Regions from separate parts of the Homo sapiens genome. Here region 1 is linked to region 2. A link is a contact called in ENCODE Hi-C or POLR2A ChIA-PET data. All regions are on one chromosome and are shown on one strand. The core of a region is the stretch at or near the end of the contact, and the rest is flanking DNA. Distances in the headings are between cores, read along the strand shown.

What was found. A loop is a pair of places that touch in the nucleus more often than their neighbours do. ChIA-PET counts read pairs that join two places held with the same protein, here RNA polymerase II (POLR2A). Pooled maps may share reads with other maps.
Region 1: a map of GM12878 shows a loop between it and region 2 (5-fold over the local background). The contact joins two enhancer-like sites. A Hi-C loop is called at or near these places in 3 of 168 maps with a recorded cell type or tissue (Calu3, GM12878 and mammary epithelial cell), 18 of 37 single-sample maps with no recorded cell type and 7 of 50 pooled maps. POLR2A ChIA-PET finds 5 or more read pairs at or near these places in 5 of 52 experiments (GM12878, IMR-90, MCF 10A and 2 more).

The regions. Positions count from the first base shown.
Region 1 is chr10:90,083,052-90,090,826 of GRCh38, forward strand. No RefSeq gene overlaps it. Among named protein-coding and RNA genes, the nearest start is that of LINC01375, 130 kb to the left of the region's middle. RefSeq lists an enhancer at 3,281-3,960 and a silencer at 4,341-4,430. Within about 2 kb of position 4,365, at least 3 of the 41 ENCODE cell types and tissues checked have a DNase peak (open chromatin) inside an H3K27ac peak, as active enhancers do.
Region 2 is chr10:90,041,924-90,049,245 of GRCh38, forward strand. No RefSeq gene overlaps it. Among named protein-coding and RNA genes, the nearest start is that of LINC01375, 88 kb to the left of the region's middle. RefSeq lists an enhancer at 5,574-5,723. Within about 2 kb of position 5,413, at least 4 of the 41 ENCODE cell types and tissues checked have a DNase peak (open chromatin) inside an H3K27ac peak, as active enhancers do.

The DNA of each region.
Region 1 (7,775 bases), core at 3,115-5,614, 40 kb after region 2:
TGTAGAGAGTGAGTTGAGTATAGTTTGTGATTTTGAGGGCCTCTAAAAGTATCAAAGCAGCGGCAGACGCTGCATGCAGACATGAGGGCTAGGCTAAAACAGTAAGGTCAAGTTGTTTGGACAGAAAGGCTACAGGGTGTGGTCCTGGCTCTTGTGTAAGAATTCTGACTGTGCTAACCATGCCTAGGAAGGAAAGGAGTTGTTGTTTTGTAGAAGGTGCTTGGGTTTGAGAGATCATTCAGACATGATTGGCAGGGAGAGCACTTGTGTTTTTATGAGAATTATGCCGAGATAGGTAACAGATGAGGAAGAAATCTGGGCTTGATTGAAGTAATGGGGGCTGTCTGTGAAGCTTTGCGGCAGAACAGCCTAGGTAATTTGCTGAGCTTGATGGGTGTCAGGGTCAGTCTAAGTGAAAGCAAAGAGAGGCTGGGACAAGAGGTGCAGGGGAATAGTGAAAAAAGCATCTTTAAGGTCAAGCACAGAATAGTGAATTGTGGAGGAAGGTATTGAGGACAAAAGAGTGTATGGGTTGGCACCACGGGGTGGATAGGCAAAACAATTTGGTTGATAAGGTGCAGATCCTGAACTAACTTGTAAGGCTTGTCTGGTTTTAGGACAGGTAAAATGGGGGAATTGTAAGGAGAGTTTATAGGCTTTAAAAGGCCATGCTGTAGCAGACGAGTGATAACAGGCTTTAATCTTTTTAAAGCGTGCTGCGGGATGGGATATTGGCGTTCAGTGGGGTAAGGGTGATTAGGTTTTAATGAGATGGTAATGGGTACATGATCAGTCACCAAGGAGGGCGTAGAGGTATCTTATACTTGTGGGTTAAGGTGGGAGGATACAAGAGGAGGATGCAAAGGAGGCTTTCGATTGGGAAGAAGGGCGGCAATGAGATATAGCTGTAGTCCAGGAATAGTCAGGGAAGCAGGTAATTTAGTTAAAGTGTCTCAGCCTAATAAGGGAACTGGGCAGGTGGGGATAACTAAAAAGGAGTGCTTAAAAGAGTATTGTCTAAGTTAGCACCAGAGTTGGGGAGTTTTAAGAGGTTTAGAAGCCTGGCCGTCAATACCCACAACAGTTATGGAGGCAAGGGAAACAGGCCCTTGAAAAGAAGGTAATGCGGAGTGTGTAGCCTCTGTATTGATTAAGAAGGGGACGGGCTTACCTTCCACTGTGAGAGTTACCCGAAGCTCGGCATCCGTGATGCTCTAGGGGGCTTCCAAGGCAATCGGGCAGTTTCAGTCTTCAGCCGCTAAGCCGAGAAGATCTGGGAAGGAGTCAGTCAGAGAGCCTTGGGCCAGAGTTCCAGGGGCTCTGGGAGTGGCTGCCAGGTGAGTTGAACAGTCCGACTTTCAGTGGGGTCTTACACAGATGGGACGCGGCTTAGGAGGAATCCTGGGCTGCGGGCATTCCTTGGCCCAGTGGCCAGATTTCTGGCACATGTAGCAAGCTCCTGTGGGAGGAGGTTCTGGAGGAACGCCTGGCCGCTGCGGTTCAGGCGTTTGGAAGTTCTTGTGTGCTGGAGATGTGGCTGGGGTTTGTCTCACAGTGGAGGCAAGGAATTGCAACTTTTTTCTGTTATTGTACACCTTGAAGGTGAGGTTAATTAAGTCCTGTTGTGGGGTTTGAGGGCCAGATTCCAATTTTTGGAGTTTTATTTAATGTCGGGAGCAGATTGAGTAATAAAATGTATAGTGAGAATAAGACGGCCTTTTGACCTTTTAGGGTCTAGGGCTGTAAAGCATCTCAGGGTTGCTGCCAAACGAGCCATGAACTGGGCTGGATTTTTATATTTGATGAAAAAGAGCCTAAACGCTTCTGATATGGGATAAAGAAAAAGGAGCATTAACCTTGACTATGCCTTTGGCTCCAGCCACCTTTTTAAGAGTAAATTGCTGGGCAGGTTGGGGAGGGCTAGTCACGGAACGAAACTGTAAGCCAGAGCAGGTGTGAGGAGGGGAGGTGATAAAAAGATTATAGGGTGGAGGAGCAGAGGCTGAGGAAGAATTGGGACCTAGCTCGGCCTGGCGAGGAGCAGCCTGGGGAGGAAGGGAGAGGTCAGATGGGTGTGTAGAAAAGGAAGATTAGAAAGACTCATCGATGCTTGGGGTTGGTACTGAGGGGACAGGCGGGAGGGAAAGAAGGAAGATTTGGGACGAGTTGCACTGGGCACAGAGACTAGGAAGGGACTGATGTGTAAAAGAATGCCTGGACGTCAGGCACCTCAGACCGTTTGCCTATTTTATGACAAGAATTATTTAGATCTTGCAGGATGGAAAAATTCAAAGTGCCATTTTCTGGCTATTTGGAACTACTGTCGAGTTTGTATTGGGGTCAAGCGGCATTGCAGAAGAAAATAAGGCATTTAGGTTTTAGGTCAGGTGTGAGTTGAAGAGGTTTTAAGTTTTTGAGAACACAGGCCAAGGGAGTAGAAGGAGGAATGGAGGGTAGAAGGTTGCCTATAATGAAGGAAGCAAGCCTAGAGAAAAGAGAGAGTAGAGAAACAGAGGGAAGGGGTTCGGAGGTTCTTACCTTCCAGAAAAGTGGGAAAAGGGGTTGGGGTGCAGAGATAAGAGGTTGGGGTGCAAAAATAAGGGATGGGGTGCAGAAATAAGGGGTAGGGGCATGGAAATAAGGGGTCGGGGCACTGAAATAAGGGATTGGGGCACAGAGATACGAGGTTGGGGTACTTGCCCTCCTCTAGAAAAGCGGGACTTGCCGCTAAGAGTGAAGGAGAAGGGGTTGAGGGGTACTTGCCCCTGCCCCAGGAAAGCAGAGAAGGGGTAGAGACAAGGAGAGAAGGGGTTGGGGTACTTGCCCCTTCCCCAGAAAAGCGGGACTTGCTGCTAAGGGTGAAGGACCAAGGCTGGCATCCCTGCGTGGTCTGACACCTTTGAAACGTGGGTGAATAATCAGAGAGGTGTCCCTCCAATGATTAAACACCAAGGGAAGGCTGCCTTCCCAGCCCGTGACCGGCACTGGAGTTTTGGGTGCACAGATAAAACGTATCTCCTTTGTCTCTCCCAGAAAATGAAAGGAATTGAAATTAAGAGAAGGGAGAGATTGACGAGTGGAAAGAAGAAAGTGGTTGAGGGACAGTGAGAGAGGTTGGAGAAGAGAGAAGAGGCCGCTTACCTGATTTAAAATTGGTGAGATATTCCTTGGGCTGGTCGATCTGAGGACCTGAGGTCATAGGTGGATCTTTCTCACAGAGCAAAGAACAGGAGGACAGGGGATTGATCTCCCAAGGGAGGTCCCCTGATCCGAGTCACGGCACCAAATTTCATGCGTGTCCATGTGAAGAGACCACCAAACAGGCTTTGTGTGAGCAACATGGCTGTTTATTTCACCTGGGTGCAGGCAGGCTGAGTCCGAAAAGAGTCAGTGAAGGGAGATAAGGGTGGGGCCGTTTTATAGGATTTGGGTAGGTAAAGGAAAATTACAGTCAAAGGGGGTTTGTTCTCTGGTGGGCCGGAATGGGGGGTGGCAAGGTGCTCAGTGGGGGTGCTTTTTGAGCCAGGATGAGCCAGGAAAAGGACTTTCACAAGGTAATGTCATCAGTTAAGGCAAGGACCGGCCATTTACACTTCTTTTGTGGTGGAATGTCATTAGTTAAGGTGGGGCAGGGCATATTCACTTCTTTTGTGATTCTTCAGTTACTTCAGGCCATCTGGGCATATCCAGATGCAAGTCACAGGGGATGCGATGGCTTGGCTTGGGCTCAGAGGCCTGACAATGACTTGAACCCCTTTAAAGAATTTAGGACAAAGTCACCACTCACCCCCTTTTGGGGTGTTTTGTTTTCTTTGTGGAGTTTCAAGAGTCATGGGCAAATTCTTTTTAGGTCTAAAGCTCTGTTTTCCTATATTGCATGATTTGACCTCTTTGGCTTTTGGAGTGCCAGAGATGACTTTTCACTGTGAGGGAATTTGACCTTGGCATGTATAATGGTGGATGAGAATTAGGATGAGAACAGGAAGTGGTCTTGGCTGTTTTGTTTTTCTTTTCTCTTTTAGGAAGTTGTTGTTTATGGATTCTAATTCTAGTTCAGAGATGCATTCTAAAGGGCCTTCTCTATTGCTTTTTCTTCCAAAATTAATCTTAATTTGATTTGTCTGTGAGCATTTGCATGAGGAACTCAACTGTTGTTTTCATGGGTTAATGAGAGACTGAGTTTTCCCAGTGCTAAAGAAAAAGGGCATTTGCTCCTTCCAGCCAAAAGGTACCCCTGGGTGACCAGGGGTCTTGTGGGAAAGTCTGGGGTGTTGATCCCCTACTACATGCTGTGATCCTGCAGGAAAATCCCCAACAAAAATTGATTTTAGAAAGTGAATCATCCAGGAAACGCATATAAGTTCTGAGACATGTAAGAAGGTGTAAATGACTCAGTGGTGACACACTGTGGAGCCTTGCCCACAAAAAGCACATATCAATCCACCACATGAAAACCATAGGCCATAGCTCAGTTCCTCCTTTTAAGGAAAAAAAAAAAAAAAAAAAAAAAAAAGAAAGAAAAAGAGCAGGAAACAAATAATCAAATAATGAGGAGAAAACAAGGGGAATGACCCCCTTTTGATCACTCTGTAGGTTTTATGGCACCTCTACTTGCCAGAGAAAAATGGAAGTAATATGGTCTTTGTGCACATTTACATTAGGGAAAAAGAGCCTTAAGGTTGACCCACACATTAAGAGTTCCTAGGTTTCCCTTTTCTCTCTTTTCTTTTCTGCCTGCTTTAAATCTGCTGTTACTTTTCTACTGAAATAAAAACCACTGTTTGGACTTAACAGTTTTTTTTTTTTTTTTTTGCAAGCTGACAAATTTGCATTTATCTGATGACTAAAGTACTGAAGTAAAAACAATAGAATCTTTGTGTGTATGTGTGTATGTATATGTGTACGTGTATATATTTGAAGGCCTTTATAAAAGACTTCTATAATTGTATGTTCAATTGGCAATTAAATTTGTTTTAATTTCCCGCTAGCCCACCAGACTTTCTACCTTATGATGCAAATTTTGCTATCTTATTTTTCACCCAGTTGTTTCCTTTAATATGCAAATTTAAGGCTATTAAGCTGACAACTGCCTAGGGTAAGATTTTTAAAAAAGGGAAAAAAAGAGGTCTTTGTGAATCTGTAAGACGCGCTTCTATCAGCATGCCTAATGCATCGGTATATTTATGTGTTGTGTACACAATGTTTCACTACTAAAATTATATAAAAGAGCTCTAATTAATTGGCTTAACAAATAATAAAAGTGCTTAAATCAGATACTAAAGAAAAAAGAGAACTTTTTCAAGTTCACCTGATTTAAGTAAAATCTTTAATAAATAAGCTGACTTTAAATTATTGGTAAAATAATATTAGAAATGTCTTAAGAATTTGCCAACATACTTTTTTTTGCATTTATTAATCACCCAATTTCATACTTATCCCTGCCAAACACTGTAAGGTGTCAAAATTTGGCATAGGGATTACAAAACTATACACCCAACCCAAAACAGAATGATCTTTGCTTGTGTAATCTTTAATAGATAAGACATTGATATTAGTTTAATAAAACTTGTTACATCTTTAATTTAGTAAGATTATCATAATTTTTTTTTTTTTTTGAGATGGAGTCTCAGTCACCCAGGCTGAAGTGCAGTGGTGCAATCTTGGCTCACTGCAACCTCTGCCTCCTGGGTTCAAGTGATTCTTGTGCCTCAGCCACCTGAGTAGCTGGGACTACAGGCACCCACCACCACACCTGGCTAATTTTTGTATTTTTAGTAGAGACAGGGTTTCACCATGTTGGTCAGGCTGGTTTTGAACTCCTGACCTCAAGTGACCCACCCACTTTGGCCTCCCAAAGTGCTGGGATTACAGACATGAGCTACCACTTTCAGCCGATTACTATAACTTTTAATCTTGTAGCTTTAGGCAGTCTAGTCCAAAGGCAATAAGGTTTGCTGTCATCTTTGTTACAAAGCTGAACTGTAAACTAAGTTCCTCCCAAAGTTAGTTCGGCCCGCACCCAGGAATGAACAAGGACAGCTTGGAGGTTAAAAGCAAGATGAAGTCAGCTAGGTCAAATCTTTTTTACTGTCTCAGTTATAATTTTGTAATGGTGGTTTCATAACTTAAAATAATGACTATCATAGTTTTCACAAATAATCTAGGTAAACAAAAGAAAACTGTGTAAATGTAATAGGATAAATACTTGTAGAGAAATTCATCATAATATTTGGGTATTTGCTAATGAAAATATAATTGTAGAAAAACATTCTAAAAAATAAAAAGTTGTGTCCTTTTAAAAATGGTGAACAATCTTTGTCTAATTCAAAGCTTATTTAAAGATCATGTATAAAACAAGGTAAAAGAAACCAGAAAATAAAAAAAAATGTAAAGAAAGTCATAAAAATAAACAGGTTTTTTTTTCTTTTCTTTTTTTTTTTTTTAGTAAGAAAGCTTAAAGATAAATAATTTCATTAAGAAAGAATCTTGTATAGTAAATTTAGTCCTAGAGTAAAATGACTGGCTGTTTTAGAAGGAGGGATGTTTAGGATAAACCAGAAAGTCCAGGCATGAATAGTCTGTGTAAGTCCCAACAAAAGGATTTATATATTTTTTTAAAAAACAAACTTTTATACGATCAAGTTGTCACATTACTATTAAGTTTTAGTTTGCTCAGAAAAAAACTAAGATTAAAAAATTTTTAAATTAAGATGATTACATCTGAGTATCTCTCTGTATGCACTTCTAAAGTACTTGTGACATTGAGTTACAGGGCTTTGACTCCTGGGTGTAAAATGATGCCAGGTTCTGCTAAATTTTAAACACCGAAAGCAATTAAAGCCTCATATTCCGGCCTAGTAGAAGATGCCAATCAAAATAAACTGCATTCCTGAAACACAGGCCAGAAATTAAAGCTATTTAACTCCTCAAGGCCCAGGGACTATCTCAGAAGAGGTGGTTGTGTGAGATTGCAAAGGCCAATTTTGAGAGATAAAATATATTGTTTCTCCATAAATTACTCATTAATGTCAAAGGCACACTGAGGCAAGACCATCATATAGGACCATGCCAGATTAGCAAGGTTTTCCTGAAGCATTAGCTGACTTCTAAATAAAGGTTATAAAGGTTATGAAAGGCTAATGGAAGTTTTATCTTATGGTCAAGATTAAAATTTTATAGACTGTTTATAAAATTTTGAAAAAAAATGTAGTTGGCTTCATGCTGTTTTTATTAAGGCTTATTGTTTGGAAAATTAAGTCTCCTCTCTCAAAGAATGAAAGTTTTTGCCTTTAAAAAAAAAATCCTTGAGTTATCACTTTGGTCAACTGAATGACTTATTTTACAATGAACTGTGATATTAAGTATTTTAAACCTTTGATATTTGATAACCTTTCCAAAATCAAATTATAAATTATGTCTATTTTGATCTAATTAATCCTTTAAGATATTTGGTTCCCTAAAGTCCAAGAATGACATAATTTGGCTTATTTAGCATAAAAATTACACAGGAAACATTGTCAAATATGAAATGGTGTTTGGTTTTCTTTAGGCTATATTTGTATAAATATGTTATTGGTATGTGTTCCAAAAGTGTGGGACACTCCTATAACTCTGATACAACTTAGTGTACATTATCAGTAATAATTGGGTAACAAATTTCCTTGTCAATTTTATCTATGGCTGCCCTAAAACGTTCTGTCATCCACAGACAATTCTTGTCTTGTTTCGGTCCTCCTTAGAAGGTGGTTTTATAATCAGCTATAGAACCCTAATAC
Region 2 (7,322 bases), core at 4,163-6,662:
CACACATGGGCGTGGAGAATGAGTACAAGGTTTTATTGAGTGGTGGAAATAGCTCTCGGCAGATGGATGGGAGCCAGAATGGGGATGGAGTGTGAAGGTGGTCTTCCCCTGGAGTTGGGCCACTCCGTGGCCAAACACTCCTCCGACCACCCCTGGCTGAATTCCACATCGTTTGTGTCATTCTGCCATTGATGGTCTGCCGGAGTCTGTCAATGCATTCTTCTGCTGGTGTGTTCCTCTTGACATGCAGCTGCTCGTGTGTGTGCCCGCCAGGGTCTCAGGGTTTTTACAGGCACAGGATTGGGGGCATGCTGGGCCAGAGTGGCCTTGGAAAATGCAACACATGGGCGCAAAAACAGGAGTGCCTGTCCTCACCTGGGTCCGTGGGCACAGGCCCCAGTGTGGAGCCCTTGCCAGGGACTCTGCCCTTCTCTACCCAGGACTTCCCTGCACCCGCTTCCATATCAACATCATCCAGGCCTGGAGTGTTTTGGTAGGAGAGATTTTACAATCATCCTTAATTACTTTGATGGAAACTGGCCTGTCTGTAAGTTCTGTCTTTAATGGGATTTGTTTCACTTATGGTATACACAGTATGCGTCAATAGTTATATCTTTTTTGTCACTTATTATTTTATACATTCTTCATTTCACCTCTTAAAAAATTAGGTCAGGTACTGTTTTATGTGTTTGGTTGATTTATTCCCCATAATTTATTTATTTATTTACTGATTATTTTTGTTTACTGACATTAAATTCCTTTATATGTATTAATCGCTTCTTTCTGCTGTCTTGTGTTATAGTTTGCTATTCTACATCTAGCTTTTTGAATTATATGTTTAGCTTTCTTATTTTTAAAATTGTATTTAATGCTAGGAATTTTCACCTGAAGAATTTTTTTAAAGCTGTATCTCACAGATTCTAATGTGTTTTGCTTTCATTATTGTTTTCTAGATTTCTAGAAAATTTTGTTTTGTATTCTTCATTGTCCCAAGGGTCGTTTAATATATACTAGTGTGTGTCTGTCTAGCTGTTTTTATGTATTTTCAATTATAAAAAGCTTTTTAGTTTTTAAACATTTCTGAATTATTTTATTTGATGTATGTTTCTGTATATAGCACTGAGTTGGATTTCTTTAACTTGTCTAACAACATTATTTCTGCATAGATGATTGAAATCCATTTATATGTATGAATATGATTTATTTGTTTCTGGTTTGTCATATTGCTTTATACTTTGTGTATTATATAAATGCATATTTTATATATACCCAGTAAGTTTTTCGCTAGATGAGCTACTTTATTTTCTCACTCTCTAGTATTTAGGAAGATATATGATACGGTTTGGGTCTGTCCCCACCCAAATCTCATCTTGAATTGTAGCTCCTATAATTCTCACATGTCATAAGAGGGACCTGGTGGAAGGTAATTAAATCATGGGGGCAGATCTTTCCCATGCTGTTCTCATGATGGTGAATAAGTCTTATGAGATCTGATGGTTTTATAAAGGCAAGTTCCCCTAAACATGCTCTCTTGCCTGCTGCCACATAAGGCGTGACTTTGCTCCTCATTCACCTTCTGCCATGATTGTGAGGACTCCCCAGCCATGCAGAACTGTGAGTCAATTCAACCTCTTTCCTTAATAAATTACCCAGTCTTGGGTATGTCTTTATTAGCAGCATGCGAACAGACTAATACAGTGTATATTTTTGTTCTAGTGATTATCACTAAATGAATACCTTTATAATATAACACCTTTAGCTATCTCTTTACTTAGATATTTAGATATTATCTGTTAGTTTGCTAATATAAGCTGTAGTAAAATTAGTTATTAATTATTTATTTTCCTCTCCCTCCCCTCTGTCTACTAATTGTTGCTCAGGGTTTTATACTTATGATCGGAAATAAACATCTGTCACTTGCTTTTTCAGTTTCAAGTTATATCATTTTATTCTCACATAATAACCAGAGGCAATCAAAGACCTTATTCTATTTTATACCTACTGTCTTTCTATTCTCCCATTTTCAGTTAGTTGTGTTAAAAGAAACACTTTCGACAAATTAAATTTAGCAAAATTTAACTGAGTAAAGAACAATTTGCAAATAAGGCACACACACCCGCCCTCCCTACTGGCCCTCAATTAGAATGGGTTTAGAGCAACTCTGGTGCTTGTCTATGGTTAGAAAGGGTTTATAGACAGAAAAAAGAGAGTGATGTAGACAAAATAGAAGTGAAATACAGAAACAGTTGGATTGGTGACAACTTGGTGTTTGCCTTATTTGAACCTGCTTTCAGCAGTTGGACCATGTTTGATTGGCTGAAACTTGGTGATTGGTAAAAGAGTAGGTTACAATCTATTTACCATCCGGTTAGGTTTCAGTTCATTATGTAGAGAGAAACCTTTAGGCTAAATTTAAAATATGTAAGGAGGCGGCTTTAAGCTAAACTGAATTTAATAGTTGAATTATTTCTACATTGTCAGAGCACGTAGCACTTATAGCTTTGTCTTCCATCTTTTAATTTTAGTTCTTCAGTTACCTACATTTAATATTGACCTCTAAATTTATGCTGAAGGTTTCATGACAATTTTGTAGTTTCCTGAAATGTGGTCTGTGATAGATTCCTGCATGTTCATAACTGGTTGCCTGTGGCCTTTATACTTGAAGAATAGTTTAGCTAAAGATAAAATCCTTCACTCAAATTTCTCCATGAGAATGTTGCCTCAGTTAAAATACTACTTAAAGAATGCTGATGATAATATGATTCTTGTTTGCATTTCTTTGACATACAGAATGGACTTTTTGTTATGTTCAAAGAATATTTTCCTTATATTTTATAGCCCAATTATTGTATTAAAATATTTGTCAGTATTGAACATTTTAAGTCAACTTTTCAAATTAGAGAATGCCCTCTCAAAATATTAAAATGCACATATATATGGCTTTTTTTTCAAGTCTTTTATGACAGCAACATTTCCTTGAAATATAGTTTTAAATATTGTTTCATTGCTTCAGTTTTCTTTCCTGGGGACTCCAATAAAATGTGTATCAGCTCTCCCTTGCCTTGGTCCTTTATCACCTTCTCCAGAAGACTTTTGTTTCTTTTAGTTTCTTTTTTCCCATAGAAAATAACAATTTTATTTATTTATTTAATAGTTTCCAATTTTATTTTAGATTCTGGAGAACATGTGCAGGTTTGTTATATGAGTATGATGCTGAGGTTGGGGATACAAATGATCCCATCACCCTGATAGTGAGCATAGTTTCCAACAGTTAGGTTTTCAACCCTTGCCACCTTCACTACTTTCGACCTCTATTAGTCCTCAGTGTCTACTGTTGCCATCTTTATGTCCATGAGAACCAAATATTTAGCTCCTATTTATAAGAGAGAACATATGGTATTCAGTTTTCTATTCCTGTACAATTAGCTTAGGATAATGGCCTCCAGTTCCACCCATGTTGCTGCAAAGGACATGATTTTATTATTTTTTAATGGCTGTGTGGTATTCCACAATGTATATGTACCATATTTTCCTTATCAAATCGATTTTTGATAGGTATCTAGATTGATTCCTTGTCTTTGCTATTGTGAATAGTCTTGGAATGAAGATACAAGTGCATATGTTTTTGTGGTAGAATAATAGATTTTCTTTTGGATATATACTCCATAATGGAGTTGTTGGGTCAAATGGTGGTTCCATTTTAAGTTATTGAGAAACCCCCAAACTGCTTTTCACAGTGGCTGAACTAATTTATATCCCCACCAACAGCATATGTGTTCCCTCTTCTCCACAGCATCACCAGCATCTGTCAATTTTTGACTTTTTAATAATAGCCATTCTGATTGGTGTAAGATGGTATCTCATTGTGGTTTTAATTTGCATTTCTTTGATAATTAGTGATACTGAGCATTTTTTCATGTTTCTTGTCCACTTCTTCGTCTTTTTTGAGAAGTGTCTGTTCATGCCATTTGCTTACTTTTTAATGGGGTTGTTTTTGTCTTGTTGTGTTGTTTAAGTTCCTTATAGATTCTGGATATTAGACTTTTGTTGGGTGCATAGTTTGCAAATATTTTCTCCCATTCTGTAGGTTGTCTGTTTACTATATTGATAATTTCTTCTGTTATGCAGAAGCTCTTTAGTTTAATTAGGTCACACTTTCAATTTTGATTTTGTTGCAATGGCTTTTGAGGACTTAGTCATAAATTTTTTCCTGAGACCAATGTCCAGAATAGTGTTTACTAGATTTTCTTCTAGGATTCTTATGATTTGAGGTCTTACATTTAAATCTTTAATTCATCTTATTTTTGTATATGGTGAAAGGTAGGGGTCCAGTTTTATTCTTCTGCATATGGTTAGCCAGCTATCACTGTACAATTTATTGAATAGGGAATCTTTTCCCCATTGTTTATTTTTGTCAACTTTGTTGAAGATCAGATGGCTGTATAAATGCAGCTTTATTTCAGGGTTCTTTGTTATTTTCCGTTGGTCTGTGGGTTTGTTTTTGTACCACTATTGTGTTATTTTGGTTACTGTATAGCCTTATAGTATAGTTTGAACTTAAGTAATGTGATGCCTCCAGTTTTGTTGTTTTTGCTTGGATTGCTTTTGCTATTTTGGCTCTTTCTTTTTATTCCATATAAATTTTAGGATGTTTTTCTAACTCTGTGAAAACTGAAATTTGTAGTTTGATAGAAATAGTGTTGAATCTCTAGATTGCTTTGGCCAGTATGGCCATTTTAATAATATTGAGTCTTCCATTTCATGAGCCTGGACTAGTTTTCCATTTGTTCGTGTCACTATGATTTTTTTCGGTGTTTTCCATCTATGATATGTTTGCAGTGTTTTGTTTTTCTCCTTGCAGAAATCTTTCACCTCCTTGGTTAGATACATTCCTAGGCATTTTACATTTTGTCTGTGGCTATTGTAAATTGCATTGCATTCTTGATTATACTCTCAGCTTGAGCATTATTGGTGTACAGAAATGCTACTCAGTTTTGTACATTGATTTTGTATCCTGAAACTTTACTGAAGTTGTCTGTCAGTTCCAGGAGCCCTTTGGCTTAGTCTTTATGGTTTTCTAGGTATAAAGTCATATCATCAGTGAAAAGAGGTAGCTTGGCTTCTTTTTCTATTAGAATGCTCTTCATTTCTTTCAGTTAATTGCTCTGGCAAGGACTTCCAGTACTATGTTGAACAGGAGTGGTAAGAAGAGATATACTTGTCTTGTTAACAGTTCTCAAGGGGAATGCTTCCAGCTTTTGCCCCTTCAATATAATGTTGGCTGTGGGTTTGTCATAGATGACTCTTACTATTTTGAGATATGTTCCTTTGATGCCTATTTTGTTGACAGTTCTTGTCATGAAGGGATGCTGGATTTTATTGGAGGCTTTTTCTGTGTCTGTTAAGATGATGATATGGTTTCGGGTTTCAATTCTGCTTTTGTGGTGAGTCACATTTATTGATTTGTGTATGTTGAACCAAACTTGCATACCAGGCATGAAGCCTACTTAATTGTGGTGAATTAACTTTTTTATGTGCTGCAGGATTCAGTTTGCTAGTATTGTGTAGAGGATATTTTTGTCTATGTTCACCAGAGGTATTGGCCTGTAGTTTTCTTTTTTTTGTTGTTGTGTCTTTTCCAGGTTTTGGTATCAGGGTGATGTTGGCTTCATTGAATGAGATAGTGAAGAGTCTCTCTTCCTCAATTTTTTAGAATAGTTTCACTTGAATTGGTATCAGTTCTTCTTTGTACACGTGGTAGAATTCGGCTGTGAGTCCATTTTGTTTGAGGCTTTTTTGTGTTTGTAGGTTTTTTATTAATGATTAAACTTCAGAACTTAATATCAGTTGCTTCAAGGTTTCAATTTCTTCCTGATTCAATCTTGAGATGTGTGTTTCCAGAAATTTATCCATTTCCTCTAGATTTTCTAGTTTGTGTGCACAGATGTGTTCATAATAGTCTCTGAGGATCTTTTGTATTTTTGTGGTATTAGTTGTAATGTCACCTTTGTCATTTTTGATTGTGCTTATTTGGACCTTCTCTCTTTTTCTCTTTTATTAATCTAGCTGGAAGTCTATCAGCCTTGTTTATCCTTTTCAGGAATTAACTTGGGTTTTGTCAATTCTTTGTATGGATTTTTGGATCTGAATTTCATTCAGTTCTGCTCTGATTTTAGTTATTTTGTGTGTGTGTGTGTGCTAGCTTTGGGGTCAATTTGTTCTTGTGTTTTCTAGTTACTCTAGGCGTGATGTTAAATCATTAATTTGAAATTTTTCTAATTTTTTGAGGTTGGTGTGTTAGCCCTATAAACTTTCCTCTTAACACTGCTTTTGCTGCATCCCAGAGATTTTGATATGTTTTGCCTCTGTTTTCATTTGTTTCAAAGAATAATTTGATGTCTGACTTAATTTCATTGTTTATCCAAAAGTGATTTATGAGCAATTTGTTAAATTCCTATGTAATTTTGTGGTTTTGAGGGATCTTCTTGATATTGATTTTAATATTTATTCCACTGTATTCTGAGAATATGGTTGGTATGATTTCACTTTTTTTAAATTTATTGAGACTTGCTTTATGGTTGAGCATGTGGTCAGTTTTAGAGTATGTTCTGTGTACTATTGAGACAAATGTGTTTAATGGGTGAAACATTCTGTAGATGTTTATTAGATCCAATGGTCAAGTGTCAAATTTAGGTCCAGAAGTTCTTTGTTAGTTGTCTGCCTCAATTGATCTGTCTAAGAGCATCAGTGAGGGGTTGAAGTTCTGCACTATTATTTTCTTGGTGTCTAAGTCTTTCTGTAGGTCTAGAAGTAGTTGCTTTAAGAATCTGGTGTTCCAATGTTGGGTATATATATTTAAAGTAGTTAACTCTTCTTGACTTAACTTGAATTGAACCCTTTGTTGTTATGTAATGCCCTTCTTTGTCATTTTTTGCTGTTGTTGGTTTAAAGTCTGTTATTTCTGATATAAAAACAGAAACTTTTGCTCTATTTTGTTTTCTAAATATTTGTGTGATTTGTTTTTCTCCAACACTTTACTTTGATCCGATGGGTGTTGTTATGTGTGAGATGGGTTTCTTCAAGAGACCCATCTAGAAGGGTCTTATTTTTTTACCCAACTTTCAGCTCTATACCTTTTAAGTGGGGCATTTAGATCATTTAAATTCAAGGTTAACATTGATATGTGAGGCTTTGATCCTCTTGTGAAGTTGTTAGTTGGATGCTTTATAGTCTTCATTGTCTAGTTGCTTTATAGGGTCTGTGAGCTATGTACTTAAGTGTGATTTTGTGGTAGCAGATACTGTTCTTTCATTTTCATGTTT